3 separate regions of the Mus musculus genome follow, and regions 2 and 3 are each linked to region 1. A link is a loop called in an ENCODE intact Hi-C map of the cell type or tissue named here. Cell type or tissue: left cerebral cortex. All regions are shown on one strand.

Evidence for each region. Peaks named below come from ENCODE experiments on the same cell type or tissue, not always from the same donor. Only the 100,000 strongest peaks of a DNase experiment are listed, where the experiment ranks them.
Region 2: it touches region 1 in a loop (2.3-fold over the local background); 2 of 42 quality-filtered maps call a loop at or near these places.
Region 3: a loop joins it to region 1, with 2.3 times the contacts of the local background. A loop is called at or near these places in 3 of 42 quality-filtered maps.

What each region holds. Positions count from the first base shown.
Region 1 is chr6:101,423,109-101,431,108 of GRCm38, reverse strand. No RefSeq gene overlaps it. Among named protein-coding and RNA genes, the nearest start is that of Pdzrn3, 49 kb to the right of the region's middle. In left cerebral cortex, no CTCF peak of the experiment used is centred here; DNase peaks (open chromatin) are centred at 3,691 and 4,605; H3K27ac peaks cover 2,116 bases.
Region 2 is chr6:101,497,253-101,505,252 of GRCm38, reverse strand. No RefSeq gene overlaps it. Among named protein-coding and RNA genes, the nearest start is that of Gm34335, 18 kb to the left of the region's middle. In left cerebral cortex, no CTCF peak of the experiment used is centred here; DNase peaks (open chromatin) are centred at 2,880 and 3,346; H3K27ac peaks cover 1,763 bases.
Region 3 is chr6:101,514,785-101,522,784 of GRCm38, reverse strand. It overlaps Gm34335 (a long non-coding RNA gene), which reads right to left and starts at 3,271. Exons shown (of 2, transcript XR_869335.2): 1 at 3,033-3,271. In left cerebral cortex, no CTCF peak of the experiment used is centred here; DNase peaks (open chromatin) are centred at 1,276, 1,880, 3,438 and 3,758; H3K27ac peaks cover 668 bases.

The DNA.
Region 1 (8,000 bases):
AGCTTCCTTGGTGAGTTCCTTAGCAGTGAGAGAACCTGTCTCAAAAACAAAACATTCTGACCAAGGTGGGCAACTCTAAAGGACAACACCCTGGCGTATATGCATACCTTACACACGTGTGTGTGTGTGTGTGTGTGTGTGTGTGTGTGTGTGTGTGTGTGTGTGTTTAGAAGAAATCCAACAGTGAGGGATGAGGACCTGAGGAATCACATAACCGAGCAAGGGACAGAACTGGGGTTAGAAACTACCTCAGGATGCCTTTGAGACACACTCCCTGTGGATACCACAGCTACAAATGTGACAGGGTAAGATGCCTAAGCGTGACTCTGTCTATCCCCAAGTCCCCAAATCCTCCTATAATCCAAGTATGTGGAGTGTTATGTGTGTGGTACTATGGAACTGAGGAGTCCTGATTGTTTGGACAAACTTTTGCCTTGCTGATCAGCCATTTCCACTCCTTGCCAACTAGAAGTAGAGCTTTCTGATCTACAACATTACTTATGTTTGCTCTTTTTTCTTAAATTTCATCATCCAGGTGTTGTCAACCTTGTTGTTTGGTGCTAAATACTAAGGTGGAAATGGTCCCCTTCCCCCCTTTTTGTCTTGCTCTGAGAAATATCTCTTCCTTCTACCTCCCCTTCACTCCTTACTTACTTCCAACAGGTAACATTTTTGCAATAACTCTGAACTACAATTTAATCTCTTCTCAAAACACCAAAGAGGACCCTGTGAGTTTGTAAGAAAGGAACACACACAATTGGGAGTGAACAGTGTTGGGGCAAAGGGTAGGAGCTGGACCAAACTATATGCATGTATGAGATTCTAAAGCTGAAAAAAAATAAACAAACAAATAAAAAAAAACCCTAAGGAACAATTTCCACAATTTCATTTAAGTCTTGGATTAGCCTCACAGAAAGTGAATCCTTTCACTCTATGCTGCAGGGGACAGGAAATGCCCCTTCTTGCTTATGCCAACTTGATCTGAGATTTGTGGTTTATAAACAACATGGTCCCAAACTTTCCCAGTGCACAATTTCAACTGAGAGGTTGAAATTATTCCTTATTTCAGCCCCTCCCATCTCCCAATGTCCTTTATAGCAGTTCCAGGCAGTTGGCACAAGAGTGAACATCTTTCATAAGAGGCAATCTTGTTTGTTGGATTTGGCAGGCTCTGAAACACTTCAGATCTATCCACAATGAGCCCCATCAAGACCAGATCACCAGCACTACTCTTCTTCTTCCTGTCGTCGGTAACCAGATCCCTTGCACCTGTCTGTACCCTTGAACCCTGCTATTGTCTAGGGGATTAAGGGCTGCCCATGGAGTGTGTGCAGCATTGATAGCCATAAGTCATTATGAGTGCCATGTTCAAATACTGGAAAGAATAGAATAGTTGACATAAGTGTATCTCTATTAGGAAAAACAAAGACCAGTGGATAAAAAGCAGGTGAAGTTTTCTAACAAACACAGCAATTATGCTTCGAAAAAGTCCTTCCAGGTGATGAGGTCAGCAAAAATCACAGTAAGGCTCAAACACCAGAGATTGCTTGAGAGAAGGAAGCCAGTGGACTCACACAGAGAAGCAGCTTTAGATCGTCACTGTTAATAACATCTTGAAAACTGTAACACTATCTTCATGTAATTCATCCATGTGAATATCAACAGGACAAAAATCTTCAGGATACTTCAAACTCATATGCCCAATTCCTGCTAGATAGCCTTGAGCACACATCTCACAAGAACCTGTGACAGCACTATGCATGCTCAGGTGTCTCTCAGTGGTGAGGAACACCAGTGTACTCACCTGTTATTCATCACCAACCATGAAAGCGACAGCTCTTCGGCACTTCGCTTTTCCTCCCTCCACCTTATGCATCCCCTAACCATTCTTCACACACATTCTTGAAGCATCTCTAATACAGAATGCCATCATTGCCTACAGGCAAGAGTCCTCAGTGTCTTCCCCGAACATCCTTTCCTGTGCTTGAAAATTCAGCCTACACACATAAGGCAACGTAGTTTTTGTACATTGCAAATCATATGATTTCCTGTTGGCTGCTAAGCTTTCATTTGCTTTCCATCCAAGTCCTTCACTCTCTTTGTAGATTCATGTGATGTGCACCCTAGCTGATTCTCCTCCTGCCTCTGTTCATACCTTCACCAAGCAAACCTTCTCCCTGCACAGTTCTGATTCTGCTTCAGGCAGGTCACTTCTACCTCATGACTTGGACTCAATCTTTTCTCTTACTGAAAACGAGCTCCTAAGTTTTTCACTTAGCTGGTACCTATCTCTAGGGCTCTGATCACATGTCACCCCACCACAGAGGAGTACCCTGTCTGTACTCTTAAAACAAACCCAGCGTCCTCACCTGCTATGCACACATATAACCATTAGCAGTCCCTACAGAACTTCATTTATTGTTTTTCATGGACCATGTTACATTACACCTTTCTTTTCATGATCTATTTATCTGACCCCTGAAAGAAACCTAAGATCCGTGAGATCAGGCAGTCATTTTATACAACACTTTATCTTCCAGGCCCCACAAAGCCTCTACAAAGCAATAAACATGTGTTTAAATAGTCAACAAATAAGCAAGTACAAACTTCAGCTCCCACACCCTCTGAGACCCCATTTTCACCCTCTTTTCTGAATGTCTTTGGGAAAATACATCATTGACCCAACATCTCTCAGAGGATAGCTATGTTCACCTTTGCTTTCTAGGGAACCCATTGGCGTGCACATGCTGAGCCTTGTTGTAGCAACTTCTACAGCAGACTGCTCTCCAGAAAGACTTTATGAACTCACAGAACAATGCTATGAGAAAGGTCAGGCAATATCTCGTCTTGATTTGAATGCTAAGATCTTAAAAGATGTGCCATGGCCAAGACTTAAGACGTGAGGTTAGAAATGAACCCTAGTATTCTGAAAAATTTTATACCATCCGTCTGTATTTCTCCTTCATCTCTAACATGATAAGCATGTTTCTCTGAGTTACACAAAAAAATGATCAGAAAAAGGATAGTCTCCATTTTCTAAAATTATTGGTGTGTTTTCTTGGCTCTTCATGGAAAAAAAAAGACAAAAGAGAGAGAAAGATGTGGACTCTTTAAAATGTGTTCACTTAAAATCTCTCCTTTACTGTGTAACCCAGAGAAACCACAGCGAACTATAAAAGCACTGTTTACAAGGTGCTAATAGGATTATTAAAAGAAAGTGGCTATTTCAGTAATCTACACGCAGGGATATGAAGTTACAGGACCATGTGGATGTCCTCATTAGTGGTCATAATTTGATGTGCCAGATTAGTGGAAGGTTCCTGCTAAACAGCCCTTCCTCCTGCATTTCCATTTTCAGTGGGCCTGACAGTGATCTCCTGACACCTCAAGTAAGAAGCCGGTGCACCAGAGGCAGGCTCAAAGACAACAGCCAGAACTGGTGTTTGAGTTCAGCATCCCCATCACTGGTCTTTCCTCCCTATTAAGTCTGGAGTGTCCCAACTTGAGGATGCAGACACCAGAACAAAAGAATTCTTTGAGTTCTTAGTTGCCCAACCCCAAAGCCAAGCCTTTGGCCACACAGCTCATTCAGACTTTGGCCCCACCCAATCCTGTTCCACACAGGGAAATGCTAGGAGAACAATATTTTAAGGTTTCCCTTCATCATGACTCATGCGTTCCATAATTTCTCTTTGTCCTTTCTCCAGTATTTTCAGTTAAGCCGGGCGTTCAGATGAGAATGGATGACTGTGCAATTTTTACACTGCACAGTTCCAAGCATCATCCATGAGTCCTATGGTGGGTCTTTGTAGCTCTGGGTGTGGTGTTCTATTATCCTTTAAACTCTGGAGCCTCACGATTTCATTTGAACATAGAGGATGAAACCAGCTTTACGTAGTTCTTGCAGTTGTTTGGAGTACAGTGGAGTAACCTGGGTAAACATGCCTTATAAACTAGGTGATTTAGAGTGTATATGCAAGGAGATGTGTTGAGTGAGATTTATCGGCTGCTTTTCTATAAGCAGCGCTTCCTTGGAATGTATGTCTTGTCATCTTGCTCCCAGAGAATAGAGATCCTGAGACTCCCCTCTTCCCACATCAGGGAAAGTACTTATCCAGTCTTAGGACCAATCTAAAGAACAGACATTTGTATATTCCAGCTAAAATGTATGCTAGATAAGATTAAATAGTATAGGACCCTCCAGTGATTGATGCTCAGGTGATTAAAAGGCATGTGTGGAGCTCTTGAGAGATCCTGGAGCAGGCAGGTCCACATCCCCACAAAATGATCCCAATATGCTAATCAAGGAAACGTCTCTGTCCATGAGATTTAAAAGAAAAGAAAAAAAAACAGTAAAAATAAATGTTTTCAGAATGCATTTGATGAAGCGGATATACTAATCAGAAGAAAAGTGAAATAGCCAAGCAAATCAGACATTCCATCTTAGCCCAGGCAAAACCTGCCCAGAAGCAATGATAGAGCTCTGCCAGAAAACCTGATGTTATCACTAGGGAAATAAAAATTTCTTGAGCCCATGTTTTGACTCTCCCCATGGAAGAAAGAGCAGTGTGTTGTACCCAGGAAATGATTCAATGCCAGGCTTTGGCCATCTGTGTGAGTTTTAAAAACAAAAGCGCTCTAAAATTACACGAACACAGTCACGATTTGAGATGCCTTGACTTGGTATTTTCAATTAGGGAAAGAGTAGACAATTTCAGCTGCTCAGAGCTCTCCGCTCAATAAAGGCAATTCACAGTTACATTATTTTTTTAATTGATCTTCATTCATTAGTGCCAAATGGGAGAAATAATTGGTCTCTAATTACCCTGGCATCTGAGTAAGTAGTAGTGTAATTTTCCATTTGGCTCCAAAGGATTCTCAATAATTAAGTCATGTCTCTCTTGCTATTTAATATAGGAAGTGAAGTGCATTGAAAAAGAAGTGAATGAGTGAAAAAAAATACAAAAACTTAATCACGGCTCTTATCGATATGCCACCTCTTGCCTGTCTACAGCTTCATTTTGGTTTTAATCAGTAAAAATCAGCACAAGGCCAAGTTCAAGGAAGTTCAGAGAAGATAGCAAACCATATACAATTTAAGAGGGTTCCTCAATTGCTGATTTGAGATGGAAATCTAATGCTCCTAATATCTAATACTAAGATGGACAGAAAACTAGATATCATCCCATGGCGTGCCTCGCTGTTTTTGTTTTGATTAACATCGATTTGATTGTAATCCAATCCCTTCAGAAACCTGGATGAAGATGTAACACAAACAATTATGATAGTTATTAACTTATATTTATATAACCCTGTATGGTTCTCAAATAACTTTAATGTGTATTATCTCATAGGAGCCAGAAAGGAAGCATAGCTTCATGCTTTGGATGCCAGCCTTGGGGTCAGGAGGCCTGTTGTCTACATTAGACTGTACTGTCTCCTAGTTAAGTGCAGCCTGAGCAAAATAGTTCATCTCTAATCCTCTAGTAAATGGAAGTGGTGCTGGGACCTCCTTCACATGGCTTCTGTCACTATCATGGTAGTGACCATAAAAAAATAAAAAGTTTACCACATATTATAGTAACTAGCTGAGTCTTTCAGAAACTTACAAACCTGAAATCAAATAATTAATATGGTGTAGAACAAGCGTTGGCAAGTTTTTGACCCAGGGACTGAATTGGTCTTCTGCCTACTTTTGCATAGCTTATAAGCTAAGAATGGTTTTACAGTCTTTTAATGGTTGGGAACAAAACACAGAAGAATAAGAGTAATTAGTGGCATGTGAAAACTATAAAAATTTAAATTTCTATGTCTATGACTAAAGGGGTACTAGAGCACATCTGTCCCCACCAGATATGTGCTGTCTGTGGCTTTTCAAGTCCATGTATCAATAATAGGACCAATGGCAGAGTCTTCTTGTCCTTAGAAACTGAAAATATCTACTCCCTGGCCCTTTACAGGCAATCTTACTGACTCCTGACACATATTAAAGTCAGATGCAAGAACAGAATCACCTAAGTGCAGATGCAAGTGGGAAAAAGAAACTGGGGTAATAATACTGTGGAGCCAAGCAGACCTGGCTAGGATTCTAATTCCACCCATACACAATCTATATAGCCTTGGACAAGTTCCCTAAGCCTATTAGTGTCCAGCCCCCTCACCTGTAAATTACATAATCGTTATTATCCTAATAATAACAGTCTTACCTCACAAGACGGTTTCAAGGATTATACTAGATAACATATGTAAAAGACACTGCATACTCAGTAACTCTTTGGCAACCCTTCATTGTGATGGTCCTATCAGGCTAAGGATAGGTACACAGTTCATGGTCAAGTATTGCATGAGACAAGGAAACGGAAGTGGAGTTCAGGAATTTGGGTCTGAGATCTAGGGAACCAAGTTACAGTTGAGAAGAGACAGAACTTGGGATTAGGAAGTGAAGGCAAGGTCCAGGAGAACCAATGGACCTGAAGACAATAAGCTGAACTAGATTCAGGACAGAGAGGCAGAATTCTCCCGAACGTTCTCACAATGTTGCCTCCACCTCTCCCTGAAGCTATTTCCCTACTTAGGTGTGACATGTGTGAGTGGTTTCGGCTGTTTCTATTATCCATGTTTGTCTCCAAGGGTGTAGTCCAGACTGGAGAGAGGATTGGCTAAATAGATGTGTTCTACCTGGGACCTATTAGGGTAAAGGTGCCAATGAGACTTTTAATGATGCTTTAAGTGACAGACAAATGGAAGTAAAAGACTGAGACAGAACTATAGCACTGCAGAATATAGAATCCACTGCAGAAGTGGAACTGGAAGGTTCGATGTAGCAGAAGCATTTGAGAAGGAGCTTGCAGAAGCCAAGAAGAGAACTGGCAGAGACCATTGCTGGCCACATAAAATATATTTCCAGCATCTTGTGGTCTACTGGTATAAAGCCTAGAAAGCCATGCTCAGCTAGCCTGAGTTCCAAGTTTAGGAGAATTCTAAACTCCTCAACAAAAACTAATATCCATGTAAAATGAGTTAAAACTGGGAGACAACAGAAGTCCTTCCTAATCTCTAAGCCAAGTGAGAGATCAGGTCAGAGAATTAGTAATTCAATGAGTAATCAGCATCTGTTTCCAGGATCTGCCAAGCCTAACATGATATCAATCACAAAGGTGAATTTCAGAGTCTAGTCACTGAATTTGAATGAGTAGGCACAAAAGTAAATAACATTTTGTCAGCCCAGGAAGGAAATGCTTTTTAATGTAAAAGAGTAAAGATCCAAAAGATCAACTTCTAGGAATCAGTAGTAAGTAATGAGTAAATAAAATCCCCTCCCCTCCCCCACTTTACTGTGTGTGTTTACTTCTCTTTATGTCTATAGTGTGCATAGGTGTGTGTGTTGAATTTTTAGCAATAGAATGAGTACTTGACAATATCTCTCATAAAAGAATAAAGTTAATGCAGAGGTTATGTATGTTTTACCATTAGAATACTGTAAATATTTTCATCTTCACTGGTCTATCCCAACTCTTCACATTGCTACAGTACAACAAAAGTAGATGCAGGCCATACTCAGTAAATGGATGTAGTTATGTTCCAATAAAGCTATATTAATAAAAATAGGAAGTGACATATAGCTAGACTGTGTAAAGACCCCTAAACTAGATGCATCTGAGAACCTTGATAAGAAAAATAAACAAGGAATAAAACTGGATGAATATCCCCTATCAACTTAACGCCAGCTTAGGAAGGAACACCCCGAGTCCCAACAGAAAACAGTGCAAAGAAGGTCTTACTCCTTCATTCTCTACTTCAAAACACATCAGAACCTCAGGTTTCCTTACTAAATTTCCATACCTAACAGTCATTTAAGAAAAGGGTAGACAAGTAAAAAAAAAAATTCAGGTCAAGTTAGATGATCTCTTTCTAGACCTAGCACTAAAGTAGAGTTGAACCAAATTTGAGGGAACTATTTGGACTCTGAGGCTAAAAGCCTAAACTGAAGTCCTGCTACT
Region 2 (8,000 bases), 74 kb before region 1:
AATCTGATCAGTTTTGAGGACTCTGAAGCTGGTTTGAGTTGCTTGGTTTTCTCCTTGCTGGAAGGATGCAATGTTTCAACCCCTGAGGGGACTGCCACTCAACAAAGTTCTCAGTGATCCTCTGGTAATGTAGGTATCTCCTTAAATACAGCCCAGAGGAGAGCTCTGGCACTAGCTGTCAAAAGGAGTTGCAAACGTAGTTGGAATAATATTCATTATGATTTCACAGATTTTTTTTCATCTCAACACGATATCCATAATCCACAATTTAAATATATATGAGTGATATAATTTTTGGAAAGCATGATATGAACTCAATGTGGTATAATGCTTTTTAATTGTAATTTTAGTTGTAGTAAGGACTGGAAATACTTTAAGCCTTTGAACTGTCAGCTCCTTCCAACCTCCTGGCTACATATACATATATATATATATATATATGATTTGTTTAGTCCTCTGTTCTTGATTATTTTTTTCCTTCCCTGTAGCCTCTGTACACACTGTTCTTTCTCCTTCCTGCCTGCCGTACCATATTATTTCCTAGTCATTCTCATCCCAGCTCAACTAGCCATTCCTAGACATCCTAATTTGCTTCCTGATTCTCTAGAAAACAAAACAAACACACACTCGTTGACCAAAAGAGACTTGTGGAGGAGAGGGTTCATTTGCTTACATTTCCGTATCACAATCCATCATTGGTGGAAGTCAGAGCAGGAATTCACGCAGGAGCCTGAAGTCAGGACTAAAGCAACGATCATAGAAGAATACTGCTTACTAGCTTGCTTTACATGGCTTGTCCAACTATATTTCTTATTCAACCCAGGAACACCTGCCCAGAAATGACACTATCCACACTGGGTTGGCTCCTCCCTCATCAATGAGCAACACAAACTTGCCCACAAATCCATCTGATAGGGACAAATTTTTTCAATTGATGTTTCCTCTTCAAGATGGCCATAGCTTGGGCCAAGTTGACAAAAACTAACCAACTCTGTGAAGCATTATACAGTTTTTCTAAATTAACCAGGTTCCCTACTCTAGGTCCCCTTGTAGCCCTGCATCTTCTTGATTATGGTTTGTCCAAGGATCTATGTGTAGAAAGCTGTTGTGATGTGGAAGTTGACAGACCATCTAATAGGTGAGATTATTTGAATATTAAAAATACTGACTTCAGACAGGAGCCTAGCGTTACTGTCCTCTGAGACGCTCCACCCAGCAGCTGACTGAAACAGATGCAGAGACCCACAGCCAAACATTGGATGGAGCTCAGGGACTCTTATGGAATTTCTGGGGGAAGGGTCAAGGACTCCAGTGGAAATAGGAACTCCACAGAAGACAAACTGAGTGTCAACTAACCTAGACCATTGAGGGCTTTCAGAGACTGCACCACCAACCAAAGAGCATACATGGGCTGGACCTAGGTTTCCCACACATATGTAGCAGATGTGCAGCCCAATCCTCATGTGGGTCCCAAACAAAGGGAGCAGGGGCTATCCCTAAAGCTATTGCCTGTCTGTGGAATACATTCCCCTAACTGGGCTGCCTTGTCTGGTCTTATCCTACAAAGACTTGTGTCAGGGTTTGGGGTTACCCAGGGGGGGGGGCCTTCATCCTCTGGGAGGAGAAAGGGAGGGTCATAAGGGAAGGAATTGTGTGTGTGGGGGGGAACAGGAGGGGCCAGCAATTGGGATGCAAAGTGATTTTTTTTTTTAGAAAATAAAAGAATATTGACTTCAGACAAAACTCACACATTTCTTGTAGGATCCTGAGTTTTCATGAGAGCAAGAGGGTATAAAACCAAAGCTGATAGCTAAATCATGCTCTGGCTTCCAGTCTTGAAACTTTCCCCCCCTCTCCAGTGTTGAACCTGTACTACTTCCAGAAGTGATGTCTTTATAAATCTTCAGACCTATGGGCTAATCCCATTAATATATAAAGCTACCTATACTCAGATACTGTGTTATAGTAACAAAAATGCACTGATACACTTGGAATGGTATTCGTTTCACTAATCACCTTAAAGTTCTCTGTGTGTGATGATGCATGTCTATATCTTGTCCATGAAGGGGGATAGGTCTGCATCCCTTAGACTCTCACTAGGTCACAGTGCCAAGGAAACATACAGCACATGCTAGGAACTAAATGTGTGTGCCCTGTGAAGTATAGACTATGAACCCTTAGTCCAGATGTGATAGAATATAGAAGTAGGACTTTGGGGAGATGATTAATTTTAGCTGGAATAAGGAGGACTGAGAGTCTATTGTGAGATTTGTGATTTCTTTCTTTTGAAAGACAAGAGTACCCCAGGAGCCAGAAAACAAATTACTTGGTACCTGGAGATTCCATAACTTTAGAATTGAGAGTTACAAATACTTATTGATTGATGTATTTAGTCGATGTTTTGTCACCCAAGACAGATACAATTTTTAGATGGATAAACAGACAAATGGATGGAATGGAGGGAGAAAAACTTATCTCAAGGAAGTAAAGAGGTGTGTTTAATATTTAGCTCTTGGGATATTTATCACACCAGTGACTATGATAACAGTGGTTAAAAATCAGGGTTTCTTATTTGCATATTCTACCGCCTTCTACCCATGATGTCTTATAGCAAGAGACACAGCTCAGACATATTGTCTAACAAATGAAAACAATTATAAGGGATCCAATGCATGGATACCATTCTCTTTTGAGAAAAGTATAAGAGAATGACACACAAATGTACACAATAATCTGGAACAAGATGGAGAAGACATCAACGCATTAACAATAGCTATCTTGGGGTGGGAGAAATCTGGAAGGCTGCTTGCTTCCTTTCACTCCCTCATGCTCCCTCATTTGTCCATAATTAGCACGCACCACTTGTGTATACCATATGTCAGCTTCCTCCCACAGGGGCTCTGTTTTCCCCAGGATACCCTGTCAGGGCAGACACTCACTTGTCTGCATTCTCCAAAGAGTCAACAGTAATCAGGAGTGTTGGGGAACAGGGCAAGTTCTGTGGACGTTTACTGTGAAACAGGATGCTTGCATGTCAGACCTCACAGCGTTTATCTGGCAAATCCCTGCAAGATATTCTTTCGTACTGAGATTCTTGTGAGTAACCAGCAGATCTCTCTCTCTCCTTCTCTCTCTCTCTCTCTCTCTCTCTCTCTCTCTCTCTCTCTCTCTCTCTCTCTCTCTCTCTCTCACACACACACACACACACACACACACACACACACACATCTCTCATCTCTCTATCTGCCATGCCTGGACTCCAGCTGCTAATTCAAATAAGCATGGACTCACTTTTTTCCCCTGCAGGAAATCTTGACTCAGCCCAACACTTTCTCCTACTCTGCAGCTGGCTGCATGTTAGTCCTCCACAAAGGCCTTCTTTCCTTACTTAAAAAGAAAAATCCAAAGCCAGATGCTGACACGATTTCAACCATGCTGGTGCACATAAACAATAAAACTTGAGCCTTAATTACCTAAAGATGAAAAAGTTCATGCGCCGTTTATCATTTTCCCTCGTGATACTGTATCAGACTCCAGTGAAGACCACTGCTGCCCTTTAACGCAGAAACATTTTGATTCAGAACAGAAGTGCCAACCACAGACTGATGTAACATGTGACTGATCTTGGGGCACATTACCCACTACACATTGGTATAGTTATCACATTTCCCATCATGCTCTAGACATTGGTTTTCAAATTCTTGGTGTTGTTAGAAGTCTGAAAAGAAAAAAAAAAACAAAACAAATTCTTGGCAGGCATTTAGGACATCTTAAAGGATCTGTCACAAGTATCAAGACCCCGTTTTTTGCCTTTTTTTAAATATGTCTGTACTGTATGTATATATGAGTGCACATGTGTGTATGGGTGCATATGCATGTATACCCACATATTTGGAGGTTTGAGGTTGATGTCAAATGACTTTTCTTCCTCATGAGACAGTGTCTCTCTCTGAATCCAGAGCTATTGCTTTGGCTGGTCCTAGATCATTTTTCATACTATCTATTGAGGCAGGGTCTGTTCCTGAATCCAGAGATCACTGCTGTATTGGGTAGCCAGCTTGCTCCAGGATTCCTTATCTTGGCCTCCTGCATGCAGAGATTATGAGCAGTTTGCCAAGCCCACTTGGCTTCTGCATGGGTTCTGAAAATTCAAACAACAGTCCATACATTTACATAGCAAGCACACTACCCACTGAACCACCTTCCCAGACCCAAGATTACATTTTTAGAGGCATCCTTAAGGACTTCCCCTGACCTACTGTAAAATCACAGATCCTAACAATTAAGCAGAAATAGAAACAAGGGGGGAGATAGTATCTTCTAAGGCAAAGCCCAACAGTTCACACTTGAGTTGACCTGAATTTTTATCTACAGCTGCTGTAACTGAGACTATGCTGGTCATTTTTTAATGAAAGCTAGCATGTGCTAAACTTCATAAGGACAACCTCTCGTTATCTCATCACAATCTGCTCAGGCTTGTCCTAAAACCTAAGTATGGATTATGGTATCCAATAAACCCATGAATTTTCCCTACAACTCACACAACCTACATTTGTACCTACTCCATCAGCAAGCTGAGCAACTGAAATAACCTGTTCAAATTCCCCCTACAGTTGTGGAGGCTCCCCTTTAAACCATAGCTCACATCAAACCCATGCTCCTAAAATCTTGGAACTTACCCAGCTCTCCCTATAAATGTAAATCTTCTGTGCCTTCATGCTAACATAGAACTGGAAAGAATTACATGACATCCTTAGAACAGATGCATTAATATTCCATATTTGTAAGAAAAAAAAACTCTTCTGTTATTTTGGCACAGACATTTTTAAAAATCACTCCTATTAGCAGTAAAACATCTGTGCTCCCAAAGGGTTGGGCTGTATGCCATCATATGTTTCAGCCCTTAGCATTGCAACTACCAGAACAGAAGAAGGATAAAAGGGCTATTATTATGCTACATATTAATATTACATATATTATTATTATATCATCCTTAGCCCATATGTTCTAAATTTAAAGACATCTTATAGATAGAAATTGGCAAAATGACAGTTTTCCTAAAATAATATCAGAAAACATATACTAATATTCTATTCCATTTTATTGTACAAACTTTTAATATGTCTTCAAATTTTCTATCCTATTAAATCTCCTATTAAAAACATAAAGTAAGAGAATATGGTTTGGTCTTCCAGATAACTTCTATGCACATACGAATTCCTATCTCTCTGTATATGGACATTTTATGTCAGAGTCCTGTAACCTTCATGTGTCTACTTCATGCTAGAGCTGCTTATAATCTAGAAAGCCAAAAGTTAGTAGAATGAAGTTGACCTGCATTTTGGTTTAGTTTTCAAGTAAAAATATCAAGAGTCAAATTTAGAGAGTATTCTGTTTGCTATCCTAGATCACAAGTTTCAAGTGTGAAATGCTAGGATATGTACAAATTAATGATTTTTTTTTTAAAAAAAGTTCTTTTTAAGTCCTAGCCCCAGACTCTGTGGTTCATGCTCTCATGGTATCAAAGCCAAATGTCCAAGTGTGACTTCCTTGTATTCTGTCAGAAGGAAGCTCTGCCACTCATCCAACATCAGTACCAGGTTCAGCATCACTAGCACTGTGATCATGGGTATTTTTCATAACTTGAGCTTCTGTGCTTATAAAATAGGACTCTTTGTAAACATGGATTAAATGGAACAACAATCTGTGAAAGTAAAAAGCCCAGTGTTGTACACAACACACAGTAGGTATTCAATCTATAACAATTCTCAAGGCAGATGTCAGCCTTCCTCTTGCCCAATGGTTCTCAACCTTCCATTGCTGAGGTCCTTTAATACAGTTAGTTCCTCATGCCTTGGTGACTCCCAACTGTAAAATTGTTTTTATTGATACTTCATAACTGTAACTTTGTTACTGTTATGAATTGTAAATATCTGTGCTTTCTGATGGTCCTTTGGAGTCATGACCCACAGATTAAGAATCACTTCTCTAGTCTCTTATCCAGAAATGCCCAAAGAGAAACCCAGCTACAGCCTCACAATAAGCTACCTCCTTAATAACGCAGGGTTCCATGATGTGTCTTCTGACTCCTTGACATCTTAACTCTCCATTTAACTCTTTAAAATGAAATCTATGTTAGGAAGATCTACAGCACGCTACAGGTGCCTAAGATAATATCTTAGCTCCCATTAAACTGACTTGGTGCTATCTACTTCCCAGGTGGCAAAGATTCCACAAAAGCAAAGCCCAGGAGGGAGATATTGGAAAGAGATGGGCAGAGATGTAGAGAGTGATAACACCAATTGCAGATTTATGCCCGGGATCTGCATCTTACAGGTCAGAGGACTGGAAACTTACTTTCTCCCTCACTGCATCTCTCACTGACCTGCTTCGCTTCCTTTCAAGCTGCATTTCTTAGACTGGACTTATGTCTGCTTTCTTCAAAACACATGGACCTTAGTAGTAACAATGCCAAATAAAAATTGTATCGCCCTTGAGAGTAAAACTTCTGAACCATTTCTGCATATCCACATCAACCTAATGAAAATGTATGGATTCTGATTCAGTAGGACCTGGAGAAATTCTGAATTTATTTATTTATTTTTCCCTTCCCTTCTATTCCCTTCCTCTCTTCCTTCCTTCCTTCCTTCCTTCCTCCTTCCTTCCTTCCTTCCTTCCCTTTCCTTTCCTTTCTTCCTTCTTTCTTTCTGTTTGTTTGTTTTTCAAAACAGAGTTTCTCTGGTAACAGCCCTGGCTATCCTGGAACTTAGTTTGTAGTCCAGGCTGGCCTTGAACTCAGAGATCTACCTGCCTCTCCATCACAAGTGCTAAGATTAAAGGCATGTGCCATCATTACCTGGCTAAATTTTGCATTTCTAAGAAAAGTTCAATGTGCTAGGAAGGCAGTCTAAGGATCATGGGATTATTAGAACTTACAGTTATTTCCCCAACAGTGAATGAATGAGTAGAGGAACAAGTGTTTATTTCTGTTTTACAGGTAAAGAGACTAAGTTCATAAGTGGACATTCACAATATTACTGTGTTCCCTCACTTTAACTTCCAGTAATACCATCAGTATTACCACTTGACTTGATTAAGCTCAGGTAAATCTGTTTCACTGGACAAAGTAAATGTGGTAACTGACTTACCTTTCTGGTGGTCATAAATATGATCATGTTTCTTACCACGTCATATGCAGTCTTCCCTGTATACAAACTCGGGTATATCATACACATGGATCTATTTGGTTTTACCCCATAAATATTTAGTGACTTGTTATTTGAGGAAGTCATGATCCGACCATAAGACAAGAACCAGTTCCTGCTCTCAGAGTACGCACACATAGCAAAAAGGCCAATATCTACACCAGGACTGCAACAAAATCCATGCTTTGCTCAGTGCAAGGTATGGTTTGACAACAAGAGTAAAAATCTTATGGAAGCTCAGAGGGGCAATTAGATCCACATTAAGAGGATCAGGAGGGATCCTTGGTACAGGAAGTATCTGTGGCTTGACATGCAAAGAAAACACTCCATTTCAACATGGAGGATTAAAACATGTAGGAGGAAGAAAATAGGAAGGGACAAATCCCAGAGGTGAATAAGCCACTAGGAAGAGACGTGCTGTCTTCCCTGTCCTCTCTTGGATATCCAAGTACTTGGTTTGCATGCCTATAAGACAATGCGAAGAAACCTCGTGCCTTTTGTCTGAGGTCCTGGAAGCAGAAGGTAGTCTGTCACTGATTCTCAGAATAGAGTAGCCATACCCTCAAATTTTCTTCTTCTCCAGTCTGATCCATGCAAGAAAAATATCTCCTTTCAAGAAGGGACTTAGAGACTCAGATAACCAATCTCTCCTTAGTGAGTCATGTTCTCCTTGGCAATCCAACAGCCCATGAATGTTTCCTTTCTAGCCTCTTTCTTTTCCATTTGTCTCTCATGGAAACATTGCCTCATACTTCCCTTTGCCAAGCCCTGCAGCTCACCTGAAGGCCTCCTTTA
Region 3 (8,000 bases), 92 kb before region 1:
AGGCACTAGTGTTACATCACCCTTACCGTTATACATAGTTGGGTGCAGACATGCGTAGTGCCAGGACTCAGTAGATGCTTAACAAATTTACATGAATGGCTCAGTATTGTTAATATCCTAACTCATTCTTTTAGCTTGAGCTCAGGTAAACCAAGACTCACAGAGAACTCATTTCAGAACTAGCACCCTTACTTTTATCCAACTCATCTTTAAAAGCAACATCCACACAGAATGAAGCAGAAAGAAGGGGAATTCCAAAGTTGGTTTCAGATAATTAATGTTCTAATATTCTCAAAGTATGGTCTTGTCACCCCAATATTTGCTAGAAATGAAATATATTAAATTATCTGAAACATTAGTTAATATTCTACAACAACTTAAATTTGCCCTTCCTTCTAGTATACTAGTTGAAACATACAATCTGAGGGAAAAAATCAAAATAACCCACCAATACTAATAACAACAACAATAATAATGATAATTCTTATTTAAATGGAAAGATGGGGTGCATTTACCAGTATATTTTTAATCAAACATGTTTTCCAACACGCTGTTATTTTGACAAAGAGCGAGAGGATTGGAAGTGTGGGATGAAAAACCATCCAGGATGTTTGGTAAGGTAGAGCAGGTTGAGACCCAGAGACCCGGTGGGCATACACCTAAGGCTTAGGTGACTCCCAGATCCCTGACAGACCCCTGACTTTTACACATGCTTCTCACATAAAAGAAATGTGTCCTATGGTCGGTCACATAGGCTCAAGACAGCATTCTCCATGCTAATGAGGTACCTAGCGGCCTGGAAACGTCCCTTCCCAGACATACCTTCCTGCAAAAGGTATTTAATCTCAGACTCATCGTGAAAAGGGGGGCGGGGAGGGAGGTATGGTTTTACTTATCCATTTTCCACCATGACAATGCACTTTTTAATACCATGGACTGTCTCTTTTCATCAGGATCCCCTGTGGGGAGTCATGAAGAAGGCCTTCACTTACAGAGCTGTAGCCTAGTCTCCAGTAAAAGGCCTCCCTGCTCTCCTGCACCTACCAAGCTAAGGATATCATCTCTGCTGGAACAAGCTGGAACTCTCCTCCCCACCCATCACCTCAGGGTAGACACTGTCCCCAGCCCGTGCCACCCCCACGCTGTTCTCAGCAATTCCAGATGCCCAGCAGCTCCTGAATGTCCAAGAGCCTGAGAACCCAGGGCCCCAGCCTCTGAGCCAGCCCCAGCCTCTGAGCCAGCTCCAGCCTCCCACATCTCAGACTGTACCTCCCTATGACTAAGCACCCAACCAGGCAGCTGCTTGGGATTAGTGCAGTCAAACTCCCTGCATTCTGCCTCCCCAAGCGGCCATGCCCAGTGGAGGAGCAGATGCGGGGCCTACAACTCTACATCGAAGCCTGTTGGAGTTAGTTCTGCAGCTCTGTGAGGTTCAGCATGTTTACAGTGATGGCTACTGAGATGGCGAGACTTTAGTCAGCCACCATTAGGAAGCTTGTGTGTAATGTTAGAACTGAGGGAGCCCCTGGCATGGCTCTTCACAGACATTAAACCCTCAAACAAACAAAAAAATTCATGCACTCAATTTCATAGGTGTGCTTGTCATGGGAAACTAGGTATGGGAGCACAGAATGGTTTCATGTTGGCTTGAGCATATGTCAACGACACAAGCAAGTCAAGGCACTAAAGGCTGACAGTATCCCTGTCTGTCCATTGAGTCAGAGCTCCCTCAGACCCAGCTCCTGCAGCTGGCAAGTTTCTTCTGCCAACTGATCATCAGGTTCAGAGTGACGTTGGGTGTGGTCAGCATGGGCCCTGTGGTGGCTCTGCAGATTTGTATTACTGATCTCCCAATCTACTATCCTTGGCAGTCATCCCAGCTCTTGTCTCAAAATAGATAGCCACTCTGTGGGTGTAGAGAGTTGTTAATTCCCCAGGGATTGTCTCCATGGGGACTCATCAGTGTCTAACATTTGTGCTACCTTCCTACCACTTGATTGTTCCTCTTCGAAAGTACCCTCAAGTATTTCTGCACTCCCAACTGATCCTGAATTGAGATTTCAGTTCTTTCAGCTAGTGACTCTATCCATCCCTCCTCCTTCTCTTTTCCCCTTCTCTCCTTCCCTTCAATTCCCATCTTTCCTTTCCCTTCTCTTCTCTCCCCTTTCCACCATTCCTACCCTTCCCTCTCACCACTGCCTTCCCTCCTTTTTTCCTTCCCTTCCTTCCCTTTCCCAACCCTTTTTCCACCATCCCAACTTGTTAGCATTCCTTCTAGGCTCCGCCCCATAGTTAACTTGCAACAACCAGGTACGATTGCCCCCTGCTTGATCTCTTACTCTCTTACTCTCTGCCCCTTCTCTCCATGACTGCTTTTTCCCTTTCTGCCCTTCCCTCTCCTCCCCTCTCCTTGCATTCCTGCCTCTCTTCTCTTCTCTTCTCTTCTCTTCTCTTCTCTTCTCTTCTCTTCTCTTCTCTTCTCTTCTCTTCCCTTCACTTCTCTCTCTCTCTCTCTCTCTCTCTCTCTCTCTCTCTCTCTCTCTCTCTCTTTCTCCTCCCTTCCCAACCCCCCTTCCCACAATGTAAATAAACTTTATTCTATACTAAACCATTGTCCTGTGGCTGGTACCTCAGGGGGGAAGGGATGCCTCAGCATGGGCCTACTGAGGGAACCCTCCCACCTCACCATAACTGGCTCTATCAGACATACCTTTGCTTCTCTCTTTTTGTATAAAACATAACACAACTTTTCCCTTCCCTTGTCTCCCCTCCCCTCACTTTCCTTCTTTTCCTTCCCTTCCCTTCTCTGCTCTACCCTATCCTTCCTTCCTGTTCCTTCCCTTATCCTACCCTTTCAAGCATTCCAACCTGTCCCTTCCTTGCCTGCCCTACCCTTCTCACCCTCCTCTTTTCTACTCTTCCTTTTCCTTCATTCCTTTCTTCATTTCCCCCACCTCTGCCCTTATAATTTGACAGTGGAATTTAAGAAACACAAAATAAATGAAACAAGATAAGTTATAAGCATTTCTTACCTTCATTTATTTTCATCTTTTTGTTTGGATTAGTTTGTTTACCCTGTGGGGCCCACGGCTATCCTGTGGTTACAGCTTGCTCAGAGAGTGAACTCTCCATTCCTAAACTCCCAGTTGGCACTCCAGGCAGCTGCCTTCTCCTAGCACAAGCATGTGACCATGGCCCCATGTCAAATCTGGCTTGCTAGAAGCAGCAGCAACCCCCACCCAAGCACCTCAGGAAGGGGAGCCGCCGGCATCCTGGGGCCATCTGGAGGCTGCTTTGCCTATTTTGCGCCAGAGAAGCTGTGGAAAGAGTTAATCAGTCACCAGGCAGTTCAAACATAAGGCCTTTCTCCCACTTGCTGCAGGTCACACACCCACTCTCAGAGGCAGCTGAGCAGGCCCAACATCAAAGCCAGAAGCTCAAAGCAAGTATCCAAGAGCACAAATGGAAGTGACTGAACTAGAGAAGACTTTACAGAGTGTCACTTTTTCCTAGAGCCCACAAAACAAGGCAGAGGCGACAAGGGGAACATAATAAGAAGGCCGTAGGCTGGGGCTTCCCACTAAGATTTCCAGTCTTGCCTTTCAAGCTCTCCCCAGAAGAGCCTCCATGCAGCTGTGCACACACAGGTGACCACAGCTGCCTTTCCATGAAGTGATGCCAGGAGAAGCCTTGCCCATGACCGCCCTCTGGCTTCTGTAGAAATATATAACCATCTTTATCACTGCCCATCCTGGAACACTGCTTTGAGTAGGCCACAGATGGCAGCTGTGTGACCGTGCAGTCGGTAGTGAGACTGCACTGGCTCTCAGTCACCTTCAGTGCCCTGGCTGCCTTTCCCTTAGTTAGACTGTTTCTCATTAGCTTTCAGGATAACAGAAATGCAATCTTTCACTTATGCATCCTGCCTGGGTGACTGCCTATTAAGGCACACATGCTTGGAAGAGAGGGTTTCTATGTCTGTAACCACATAGGGTTGCTTCTAACCTTCTCAAGCCTCAGCACTGATGACAATGAGCATTCCTTGGTGACTTGGAGTCACTGAAGGAATTAAGTGACAGAATTCCAAGAAAGGTTCAGTACAGTGCCTTGCAGATGGCATAGCTCCATAGATAGCTTTTGCTGTTGCTGTGAGTATTCTTTCTATCCTAGGTAGCATGGGTAGTGGGAAACAGGCAGACAAGTTCTTGGCTCCCCCAGAGTTTTTCAGCCTTATCAGAGGAATAAGATGCTGAACAAGTTGGTAGATCAACAAACAGTGATTCCTGCAGTGATGAAATGAAAAGAGATTAGTGTTCCAGAGAAAGGCCCGGCATTGCACAATTTAGCTTGGGAGTTCTGGGATCCTTCTTTAAGGATATGAAGACTGGGCCAAGGAGATATTCAATTGATAAAGAATTGGGCATTCGTGTGTGATGGTGTTGGTTCAATCCTTAGAACCACCCTTAAAATGACCACAAAAACTGGATAGGTAGGGTGGGTTCTCTGGCCAGCTAGCCAAACTGGCAAGTTACAGGAAAAAGTAAGAGATATGGTATTGAAAACTAAGGTGTGTGGCACCAGAGGATTATCACCCAATAGTTAGCTTCCACATGCATACCCATGTGTGCCTGTGTGTGCATTCTCTCTCTCTCTCTCTCTCTCTCTCTCTCTCTCTCTCTCTCTCTCTCTCTCTCCTCTTTCATATACAGACACACGAAAATATGTGTGTGTGTGTGTGTCTGTGTGTGTGTGTGTGTGTGTCTGTGTGTGTGTGTTGTATTCTTCCAACTCTACCTAGGACTGAGGAGCACTTTTGCATTTCACTCCTCTCACCAAGTCCTTGAACTTGCCAGGCTCCCATGAGACAGGGTGTGATGATATCATCTCCCTTAGCCTTTTGAATGCTCCTTGTGTCATTTATAGCAACTCAGACGTTTTCCCGGAAGGATGTAGAAGCTATGAGGCAGGCAGCTTGGACATCTCTGAAGGAAAGTTCTTCCACTTATCAAGCAAGGCCAAGCTGAGAAAACACATCTGTTTTCCAGACCCTGGGCTGACCTGGGCATTGTCCTTGTAAGATGACTCAATGACTAATACCTCATTCTCTTTGGCTGAGAACTGGGAATCTGTTTATGAACTGTGTTGAATCTTCTGTGAGATTCAGTGTGCTGTGTAACATTTGGAATCTTTTTCTGTGATTGGCTTCTAAATTCTGTAATTTCATGGCTATATGACTTAGGAACATGTTGACCCTTTTTAAACAGAATCTCTGGGGTTCTATCTATAAAAGAGATAATGCTTTTTATGCTATAATAATATTGTTAGTATGAGCTAGGAGGAGTACCTGGCTGGAAGTAGGGACACTCAGTAGATAGTAAGAGCTGCTGTAGCACCAGTAATACAGCTGTCTGGTTTAGATGCTACCAAATCACTCCCCACCAACCAAATCAAGACTGCTACCAACTTTTATAATAAAGTTTTATTGAAACACATCTATGCCCATTTGCTCCAAAATGTCTGTTCTCACACCGTGATAAAAGTAGGGTAACTGACAAACATCATATGGTTCAAAGGCCTTGACATTGGAATTTGGCTTTTCACAGGATGGTTGGCAGCCTTGGATCTGAATACTCCTGTTCTCTCGGGGCTTTGCAATACCTGAGCTTTTGTTCTACATCATAAAATCCCTTTACATTCCCCACTGTGCCTAGAAAATAGCAGGTAATTTCTGAACCCAAATTTTATTACACTAAGTGAAATTGAATTGAACTGAATATACATATTTAAAATAAATTAGATTGGTGGTTTTTTTGCTTAGCCTTTAGCTTTCTCCCAAAGAGCACTTTTCAGTTTTAAAAAAACAAAAACAAAAAAACAAAACAAAACTCATTTTGGCTCCTACATCTACATGGCTGAAAGATATGACTTGGAAGCTACCCACATCACCTTGCCCATAACAGAATCTGATGTGTGGAGGTTGAGTAGACACTGCCACTGTGCCATAACTCTTCTATCCCCAAGAATGCCCAACTTTGGAAAGAGATGACTGAGAATCTCTTGCTATACTCACAATAGAAGAACAAATAGTGTCTCATGACTGTAGGAGCCATGAGATCTAAGCCAAGCACTCTGGGTTCAGAATGCCCTGCATGCCCTGTCTCTTTCCCAGAATCCTCCTGACTTTACTTCCTGTGCCTGATTTCTCACCCCAGCCAGACCCAATCTCCTTGCTATTTTTCTCAACTCTATTGTGCCCCTGTTGTTGCAGATCCCCTGACAGGAACACTCTACCCTAAAACAACCACAGTATCCCTTTAGCTACATCCTATTCTTACCACCATATTGAATATGCATGCTGGCACCCGCCCTTGGACATTGTTGCTCCATTTCTATGCCATGTTCTATCACATCCATAACCTCCTGCCACACACACACACACACACACACACACACACACACACACACTGTTTGTTACTGAGTTCTTTATTCATTGATTTCCCTCTATTATGTGTAATTCTTTAGGAATACGACTGTTCTATGTCTGTTCATTGATTTATTACAATCAAGCCAAAAATGTATGCATTTATGTATATATCAAACACACAGAAAACTTATTCTCTACCTAACATTGTTTTCTCCTTGTACAAAATAAGGAATTGCTTAATGTGAGATGTTCAGCAAATGTTTCTCCAGAAAAGGGTAAAATCAAGACACTATAACAAGGATTTTTTTTTTCAGTCAGACTGAGTGTACCAGCCTTCTCCTTATCCATTTCTGCTATGGGACTTACATCTAGACTCTTCATCTTTTAAAGCACTCTCTCTTTTCTCCCATGAGAAAATTAAAATGAAAGTGTCCATTTATGCAGTTTGGAGAGAATTAAATGAAATATTTTGCAGAAGGTCTTGGTAGAGTTACCTACACATAGAGGAAGGTGGAGGGTCCCAGGGTGATGATGGCATTGCTGTCCAGGATAACTTCTTTTTATGTTCCTCTCTTTTTTTTCTTTTCAGAGTTATAGAGGACTATTAGAGTGCTTCACTGAGTATCATTTCAAGATATATTAAAAACAAAGTTTCATGGACAAATTAAGATATAATGTATTATAATTATATATTACTTTTCCCCCTCCAATTAAATACACATTAAAATCTTATACAAAGCATACTTACTAGGCTTTGAAAAACACATAGTATTTCTTATATGTTTGTTGTGATTTAAGCTTTGGTTCCAGGAGCAGAAAACACATTCAATCAATAGAGTTGTGGTGACCACTATCCTATAGCTCACTCTCCAGTAGTAGCCAAGGTTAGATGAACCATACCAGTAATACTGTAGGACACAGACACACAGGTCCATACAGGTGTTCCCTCCCAGTGAGAAGGTCACAGACCCCTGTCTTTGCATTTCTCTGAACTTCTACTTGTCTTAATATTTCAATTAATGTTTATGTTATCTCGTGCAGTTGTTTTTATTATTATACACTTTTTGCAAGAGGAAGATGAAATCTAAAGCATTTAGATCACCTGGAATCACAGAGTTAGTAAGATACAAAGGCAAAATTAGACCCACATTGGCAGGTCTTGATCCCACACTCACATTTAAAAACGGCTGACACCAGCTCCATCAGCAGACAGCTCATGGGTATTTTCCCAGTTGTTGTCTGTATTGGTCCATAAAATAGTGCAGCAATGTTTATTCCAAGTTAGACATCTTTGTGTTCCCACCCTTGTTTCATGAAACTGGTGATCTTGGGCGTTTTCCCTCTTGTGGCACTCTTGGTAGGGGTGTGTTTCTTCTACCTGCTCCTCATTTGCCTTTCTGTCAAGGTCAGTCACTTTTTTCCTCTTTACTCACTGCTGTTCCAGTGCCAAACATGTGAGAAAGGAGTCAGGGTTTGATATGAGTTAGCATGTGGGGAAAGTTGTTTCCGTGTCATTGCTCCATCAAACGGCCCAGATATTTTTATTTCATCAACTAAAACATCAAGGCAACTTTTC